Regions from separate parts of the Homo sapiens genome. Here region 2 is linked to region 1. Evidence: read pairs that join two places in POLR2A ChIA-PET (ENCODE). Cell type or tissue: PC-3. All regions are shown on one strand. Each heading gives the region's core, and the rest is flanking DNA. Links, peaks and the distances in the headings are about the cores only.

Region 1 (4,644 bases), core at 856-3,355:
AGTTGGACAAAGACTAGACTCCATTCAATATGTGGGCCAAAAGCCTGAATATTAAGAGACGAGATTAACATACCTGAAAGTCTTTGACTTGTGGAAAGAATTTTGCTTCTATACTAGAGAAAAGCAACTAGGATAACACACCTTACTCCCGAAAGGAGAAACAGAAAACAGGCCAGACACCTGTAATCCCAGCACCTTGGGAGGCTGAGGCAGGCGGATCACTTGAGGCTAGGAGTTCAAGACCAGCCTGCCCAACATAGTAAAACCCTGTCTCCACTAAAAATACAAAAATTAGCCGGGTGTGGTGATGCACACCTATAATTCCACCTACTTGGGTGGCTGAGGCATGAGAATTGCTTGAACCCAAGAGGCAGAGGTTGCAGTGAGCCGAGATCGCTCATGGTCCCAGCTACTCAGGAGACTGAGGCAGTAGGATCACCTGAGCCCTGGAGGTCAAGGCTGCAGGAGCTGTGATTGGGCCACTATACTCCAGCCTGGGCAATAGAGTGAGACTGTCCAAAAAAAAAAAAAAGAAAGAAAAGAAAAGAAAAGAAAAATAGGAACCTGTAGAGACTGTTCAGGAAAAAAAGTTGATAAATAGAAAGATAGGCCAGGCACGGTGGTTCATGCCTGTAATCCCAGCACTTTGGGAGGCCAAGGCAGGTGGATCACAAGGTCAGGAGTTCGAGACCAGCCTGGCCAATATGGTGAAACCCCGTCTCTACTAAAAACACACAAATTAGCTGGGCATGGTGGTGGGCGCCTGTAGTCCCAGCTACTCGGGAGGCTGAGGCAAGAGAATCACTTGAACCTGGGAGGCGGAGGTTGCAGTGAGCCGAGATTGCGCCACTGCACTCCAGCCTGGGCGACAGAGCAAGACTCTGTCTGAAAGATCACCTGGTCCATTTACCTCCCTTTAGGCATGTAAATAATAGTAGTTACAGTTATTATTATTTCTCTTATCATTATTAATCCCTCTTTTTTACAAATGAGGTAATTGAGATTCAAAGAGATAAAGTGACTTGCCAAAGATCACACAGATAAATGTAAAAATTATCTCAGGTTACTAACCTCAAACAGAGACTATCAAACATTTTATTTAAAAAGAGTTATCAGAAATACAGCATCAGCAATTAAAAGTCAAAGTTCACCAAAAATAAAGAAATGACCCTTACCTGCAGGGCACTGTTGAGGAAGCAGCTGTTTTGCCCTGGCTCATTGCTGAGGCCTTTGCTGGGGGCTATGGAGGTTGAGCTTCGAGGTGCAAACATCCCTTGTACACTACCACGACCCCCTGAAAAATAATTTCTCTTCCAAGACATTATTGTTCACATTTAGCCTGAAAAAAAAATGGAGAAGGATTTGTGCCTTTTTGGCAGGAATTTCTGTCTGCTAAAGTTCTAAAAGGAAAGGGAATCCAGAATTTAGTGAATTTATTTTGGAAGATTTTGACTTTACCACCTTCCAAATATCATCTGTGTAGTCAAGGGACTCAGGTATCCTCCTAGATCAAGATGACAGAGCCCTCCCTCACTTGTTCCAAACAATCTCCAAAATGTAACATGGCACAGGACTAATGCAAACAGAGAAATCCTTAAGTATTGCTTCCTTCTATTTTTCTTGAACAGCCTCCATAAAGTCCTGGTGAAGTGGATGTAATTCTCAACTCCAACAGCATCCAGGATCAGGGTAAGATGTGTTCTTCAGGCTTGTTGATAATGCTTCTTATGGACTGAAGATTTTTCCAACTGGAAGGAGAGGCAGACAGAGAAGCAAGAATCCAACATGATCCTCCTCACCCTCTATTGCCTTGTCTCATCATCCTCTGAAGCAAAAACTCAAATTCTGAGCAACTGCAAAAGGTTCCACAAAGCCAAGAAGAAGCCTGTTTGAATCATCTGAGGTTTTTGTTGATGTTCTTGCTGCTTCTTTTTAATGTGCCCCAAACTTCTATTGTCCCATCCAGATCTTCAGCAAGTCTCTCCTCTTTCTTCTGGGACTAGAATAGCCAGCTGTGTCAGAGAGCTTTAACAGAAATAAAAAAAATCAAAAGCTTGCGTCACTTAATGACTCTACTGGCTTTGGACTGTTCTGCCAAGATCAACGTTGCCTCACTTCTCACTATAAACTTGAAACCTTGGCAAACAATGCCAAAAAAAAAGAAAAAAAGAAAAAAAAAAAAAAGAGAGAGACACCCAAACTAAAGAGAAGGAAAAAAAGGTATGAACAGCTTTACTTTCAGGGGAAAATTCTCTGAAATTTTCTTGAAGCAGAAGAAAGTTGATCTGGATAGAAATAAAAACAAAATACAAACTTTCCAGTATCAGGCTAACACAAAACAAATCACCAAGTAAGCACACACAAACTAGGAACTGAAAGTTCCTTTTGGACATTGTGAATAAAGCACTTTTTAAAAGGTGTTTTCCATGAATATGCTTATGAAAACGTGCTTAAAGGTGGGAAGGCCATGTTAGCAGTCTAAGATCTGTTCTGAGTAAAGATGTTCCATCCAGAGAAACACTGATGGCGAGTAAACCACATGTCCTTAACATGCAGTCCAAGAGAACTAAATCTTCTCCTGCCCTGTTTGTTTGTTTGTTTCATTTTTGCCAGAGGATCAGAGAGATAATTTGGGTTACAAATCATTTAATCTCCAGATTATATCCAAGGGCTCACAATCAGAGGCAATCCATTGACCAACTTTAGTTTTCAACTAATTAAAATGCCAGTGAGGCAACAGAGAGTAATACCAAAGCAAGTATGTTCCCTGGAAGGAAATCACCACATCTCCAGCTTTAAGTTTTCCTATAAGGCTGCCATGTCCATCTACATAAGGAAAAATTTTTAAATGTTAAGTGTTAAATTTGCCAACATCAACAATTCCTCATTCTCCCTTCCTTCTCACCATCATATGCACCATCTAAAAACACAAAAATGCTTTAACATCTTAATCATTCTCTGGGAGATCACCTAGCATTGTCTACAGCATGTCCAATGGAAAAACTGAGGTACAGGAATATTAAATGGTTGCATAAGACTGTTCTTTCCCTTCTGTAAATTCCCAGACTATTTATAATCTACATGTCCCAATTAAAGTATTTGATTATACAGCCTACTGTCACATTATTCTCTATTTTTATTACTCTCTGTTTTATATCGTATCCGTCATAATATGACTACATGAAATGAAATAGTAGCTACAGTCAGGTATGTGCTAAACACGATACTTATGTCCTTTATTTAATATTCACAACAGTCCTATCAGATAGCTATTAATAGTTCCATTTTACAGAAAAGTAAAGAGAGGCTTAAAGACATTAACTTGCCCAATTCAACACTGGTAAGTGGCAGATCTAGAAATGTTTGACTATTAAACAATGACTTAATTATATATTTTATTATTCTATTCCAAAAGCTCCTATTACAGTGCCAGTCATAAGAAGGCAGTCAATAAATACTGCCTGATGATTAACATGACACTAGAAAAGAACCCATATCTCCCACACAGACTATAAGACCCTCACCTTTCTACACACACCCTCATACACACCCCACTCAAGGCCACTAAGCAACTTCCAACAAGCCATGCAGCATTCCTTCAGCTCAACTGCTGCAAAGGAATGACAAGTACCAAGCCTCCACTTTGCTCACAGCCAAAAGGACTTGGCAGGCAGGTGGGGTTTCCAATATCCACATTAGGAGCTAACTGAAACTCAGCCTGCCCTATGACACACACTCCTGAGTACAGGGAGCAAAAGGAGAAAAACGCAGTAGCAGAGAAAAGATTCTCAGGCTCTGAATGGCAGTATTATGTAGGGTAAAGCAGTAAGTTCTCAGACCTGTTCTAGATGTGTCACCAACTAGAAGTGAGAGCATAAAGGACCAGACAAGAGAGGCAGTAACAAGTGGTCCAGAGAAATACTAACACCAAAAACATTTCACTTAAATTGTAGATATAGCATTAAACAATGTAATCCTTCTCCAATACCATTTACTGAAGATATGTGAGGAGGGGAATTATAGTTTTATCTGTATGGCTCTCACTACCTAGTTTTGTTTTTTGGGTTTTGTTTTGTTTTGTTTTGTTTTGTTTCTGAGGCAGAATCTCACTGTCACCCAGGCTGGAGTGCAGTCGCGCAATATTGGCTCACTGCAGCCTCCGCCTCTTAGGTTCAAGCAATCCTCCTGCCTCAGCCTCCCGAGTAGCTGGGATTACAGGCATGTGCCACTATGCCTGGCTAATTTTTGTATTTTTAGTAGAGACGGGATTTCACCAGGGGCTGGTCTCAAACCCCTGACTTCAGGTGATCCACCTGCCTTGACTTCCCAAATGCTGGGATTACAGGCATGAGCCACCGCACCCAGCCAGTCAATTGATTTTTGATGAAAGTACCAAGGCCATTTAATTGAGAAATGACAGTCTTTTCAACAAATGATGTTGGAACAATTGGGACACCCATATGCAAAAAACTGAACATTGAGTCATACCTTACATCTTATACAAAAATAATTCAATACATCACAGTCCTAAACAAAAAACCTAAAACTATAAATTCTAGGAGAAGACAGGAGAAAATTTTATAACCTTTGGTTGGGCAAAGATTCCTTTTTTTTTTTTTTTTTTGAGACAGTCTCCCTCTGTCG
Region 2 (3,998 bases), core at 976-3,475, 1.6 Mb after region 1:
ATTTTATTTCCTGAGCAGTATAATAATCTCCCCCTCAGGGATTGTGAACCCCGAAAATTTGAGAAATTTCAGAATTTAGAATTTAAATTTGAGAATTTAGAAAGTTTATTTTGCCAGGTCAGGCATAGTAGCTCATGCTTATAATCCTAGAACTTTGGGAGGCCAATGTGGGTGGATCACCTGAGGTCAGGAGTTCGAGAGCAGCCTGGCCAACATGGTGAAACCCCATCTCTACTAAAAATACAGAAATCAGCCGGGTGTGATGGCAGGTGTCTGTAATCCCAGCTACTTGGGAGGCTGAAGCAGGAGAATCGCTTGAACCTGGGAGACGGAGGTTGCATTGAGCTGAGATTGTGCCACTTCACTCCAGTGTGGCAGTGTGGGCGAAAGAGCGAAACTCTATCTCCTCTGTCTCAAAAAAAAAAAACAAAAAGCAAAAAAAAAAAAACCTGGCGCCGTGGCTCACGCCTGTAATCCTAGCACTTCGGGAGACCGAGGTGGGCGGATCACCTGAGGTCAGGAGTTTGAGAGCAGCCTGGCCAACACAGTAAAGCAGCCATCTCTTTAGTGTGGTAAAATTACAAAAATTAGCCGGGCGTGGTGGTGGCGCTCCTGTAATCCCAGCTACTCAGGAGGCTGAGGCTGAAGAATCGCTTGAATCCAGGAGGCAGAGGTTGCAGTGAGCAGAGATCACACCATTGCACTCCAGCCTGGGTGGTAAGAGCGAAACTCAGTCTCAAAAAGAGAAAAAAAAGAAAGTTTATTTTGCCGAGGTCGAGGACACTTAGCCTTGACACAGCCTCAGGAGGTCTTGACGACATGTAACCAAGGTGGTCAGAGCACAGCTTGGTTTTATACATTTTAGAGAAACGTAAGACATCAATCAACATATGTAAAATAAACATTGGTTCGGTCAAGAAAGGCAGGACAACTTAAAGTGGTCAGGAAGGGCGGGACAACTCGAAGTGGGGAGAGGGCTTCCAGGTCACAAGTAGGTGAGAGACAAATGGTTGCAATGAGTTTCTGATTAGCCTCTCCAAAGGAGGCAATCAGATACGCATTTATCTCAGTGAGCGGAAGGATGACTTTGAACAGAATGGGAGGCAGGTTTGCCCTAAGCAGTTCCCAGCTTGACTTTTCCCTTTAGCTTAATGATCTTGGGGGCCCAAGATATTTTCCTTTCACAGTATGAAGGTTGGGCAGATTTGTTAGCAGCTCCTTCTAAGACACGTGGTTTTGTAAGCTTAGGGTTCCTTGGCTGTGACACGAATGCATGCTGTGCACAGCATCCACCTAAGCTGCTCTGGCATCATCCTTGAGGGACACAGAGGACAGGGGGAATTGAGGCAAAACACGAAGCTTACACTGCCTGCTGGGCCACAAGTAAGAGAGTCTTTTGTCCTTGACCCATACGTCTCATGTCTTCTGCTAGCATCTGTGAGCCTCTGAAACTATGGCAGACTAACTTGATAGTTTGCAAGTAGGGTAAACTTTTGGACCCTCCCCTGTTCTTGACATCTTTACACACACTTGACTGTTAAGTGCCTTGAGAGTAGGGACTGTGTCTCAGTGGACTTTGCTTACCCTGTGGATGACACAAAGTAGTTGCTTGTGGTAGGTAGTAACTACCTACTAATGCCGCTTTGGTCTAAAGGACTTTGGATGTAAGCACTCATATTTATTTACTAAATTCAGCTCTGGAAAAAACTGCCATTATTCCCCTGTTTAGCCACAGATCTTCTTCCCCTGGTCATTAGGTATTGTGTACATTCCTTGGGTTTGCAGAAGGTGAAGCCACAGAGAAAGTGAAGTGCAGGGGGCTACAAATTGCTACAGAAAATTCACATTGTGAATAAGCCCTGCTGCAGGTAGTGGAGGTGACTCATTTATCAGACTGGGTGTTTCGGGGAGGTAGGGTGCTGTGGTGCAGTTGGGATGGAAATGCCGGTCTTTGTTGTTAGCCTCACAATAACATCAAACATACCAGACTATTTCCCAGAAGAGCCAGGATGACTGCAAACCGACCTGTCTGAGCTCGAATGAAGGAATGAATGAGGGCTTCTGGTGCCTGATGTCTTAGAAGTAAATTCTGCTAACCTTTTGCAACATGAGTAAGCCCAGTCATGACCAGGCAAGACAGCTGGCTGGGCTTGCTCATGGGAGGGAAATCTTCCAGGCTGCAGCTTTCATCTGGGTTTTGAACTGTGGAAGCCTATCCTTTTCTGGTTTAGGAGGAGGGTAGAACGTTGAGAGCATTTGAGCAGACATGGCTTTCAGAGCCAGAGAAAGTCAAGGGGGAAAAGGCTTTGCTCAGAGACTATGGCTGATGGCTATTAAAGATCACTTCGTTTCATTTGTCATTTTATAGATTAAAAAAATGAGGTAGGCCGAGCGCGGTGGCTCACACCTGTAATCCCAGCACTTTGGGAGGCCGAGACTGGCAGATCACGAGGTCAGGAGATCGAGACCATCCTGGCTAACATGGTGAAACCCCGACTCTACTAAAAATACAAAAAATTAGCCGGGCGTGGTGGCAGGCACCTGTGGTCTCAGCTACTCGGGAGGCTGAGGCAGGAGAATGGCGTGAACCCGGAAGGTGGAGATTGCAGTGAGCCGAGATCGCGCCACTGCACTCCAGTCTGGGCGACAGAGCGAGACTCCGTCTCAAAAAAAAAAGAAGAAAACCCAAAAAAACCACTGAGGTCTACCGGCGACATTATTGGATAGATGACTGCTTTGGGAGTTCCAGTTGAACCCATTTCTATTTCATTAGACTGCTCATTTTTTCTTTTTCCTTTGGCTCTGTTAAAAGAAAAAATTACAAAGAATTTAGTTTAAACATCTTAACTGGCTTTTAGTTCCAATTCTACAATTGGGCAACGCTTCATTCTGTAAAATGGAATGAATGTTCCAATGAGAAGAGGAAGTTGGTATTACAGACAGAAAAGGACCGAGGAAAGCAGAAACAAAAAGTGGATTAGTTGGTAGAAAGTTACTTTTCTTGTAAAGGTTAAAGAACACGGGACTTCTTCATGCCAGCTAAAACTGACCTGTTTGGGGATTTTTGTTTTGAGACAGGGTCTTACTCCAGCGGGCAGGCTGGAGTGCAGTAGTGGCACCATCTAAGCTTACTACAGCCTCAACCTCCCAGGCTCAAGCGATCCTCCCTCCTCAGCCTCCCAATTAGCTGGGACTACAGGCGCCAGCCACCACGCCCGGCTATTTTTTTTTTTTTTTTTTTTTTTTTTGGTAGAGGCAGGGTATTACTATGCCTAGGCTGGTCCGGAACTCCTGAGCTCAGGCGATCCGCCCACCTCGGCATCCAAAAGTGCTGGTATTACAGGTGTGAGCCACCGCGCCCAGCCTGTTTGGGGATCTGGCTAGCATCTGTTTCTCTCCTGATTTCTTGGAAGGTCAGATAAAGATCCTAGCTTTGGCGTGGTAGTGTGAAACTTCAGCATGAGTAACCCCATTTTGGTTTGGTCTGATGGGCCTAATGCAGGAGGTCAGTCTAAACTAACGGTCTCCCATATACATTTTATCTAATAGCTCTGTCACCCTTCCTGCACACCCGGGGAACTCGGGTGCGGCATTCTAACGCCTGCTCAGCATGATTCCACATTTTCTCCAGGCCCATAATCCAGAGGAGGTTGGGCCCGGAGCAGGCTTGCCTCGCCAAGCTCCGGCTCCGTGCGTGTGTGAAGCAGTGCCATGCCTGAGTGGGGAGGAGCCGCGGAAGAGAAAGCGTAAGGCGGCGTGGAAATGGGTGGGGCACGCTAGGACCCGCTCACATTTGTTCAGGGAGAGGCAGTCCCAAAAAGCCTCTCAGGCACACAACCCAGCACAGCAAGGCAGTCACACCAAGGTGGGAAAAGAGGGCAGAAGAGCGCGAGGGGCTGGAGGTGGCGCCCCTGTGTCCCACTCGTTCTCCCTGGGCTGGGAAAGAGAAGCGGTCCCTCAGAAGCGCAGGCTGCGCTAGCTTAGGATGGACGTGGGTA

The links. Peaks named below come from ENCODE experiments on the same cell type or tissue, not always from the same donor. Only the 100,000 strongest peaks of a DNase experiment are listed, where the experiment ranks them.
Region 2: POLR2A ChIA-PET joins it to region 1 with 5 read pairs; 1 of 35 experiments calls an interaction of 5 or more read pairs at or near these places.

What each region holds. Positions count from the first base shown.
Region 1 is chr10:73,574,337-73,578,980 of GRCh38, forward strand. It overlaps USP54 (ubiquitin specific peptidase 54), which reads right to left. Exons shown (of 24, transcript NM_001391956.1): 2 at 1,462-2,025; 3 at 1,176-1,339. The coding sequence starts at 1,322. Among named protein-coding and RNA genes, the nearest start is that of USP54, 15 kb to the right of the region's middle. In PC-3, for the core only: no CTCF peak of the experiment used is centred there; a DNase peak (open chromatin) is centred at 2,065; H3K27ac peaks cover 1,643 bases.
Region 2 is chr10:75,206,348-75,210,345 of GRCh38, forward strand. It overlaps a transcript of VDAC2 not described here. Among named protein-coding and RNA genes, the nearest start is that of VDAC2, 2.4 kb to the right of the region's middle. RefSeq lists enhancers at 710-1,459, 3,772-3,998 and a silencer at 1,624-1,918. In PC-3, for the core only: no CTCF peak of the experiment used is centred there; a DNase peak (open chromatin) is centred at 2,124; H3K4me3 peaks cover 127 bases; H3K27ac peaks cover 591 bases.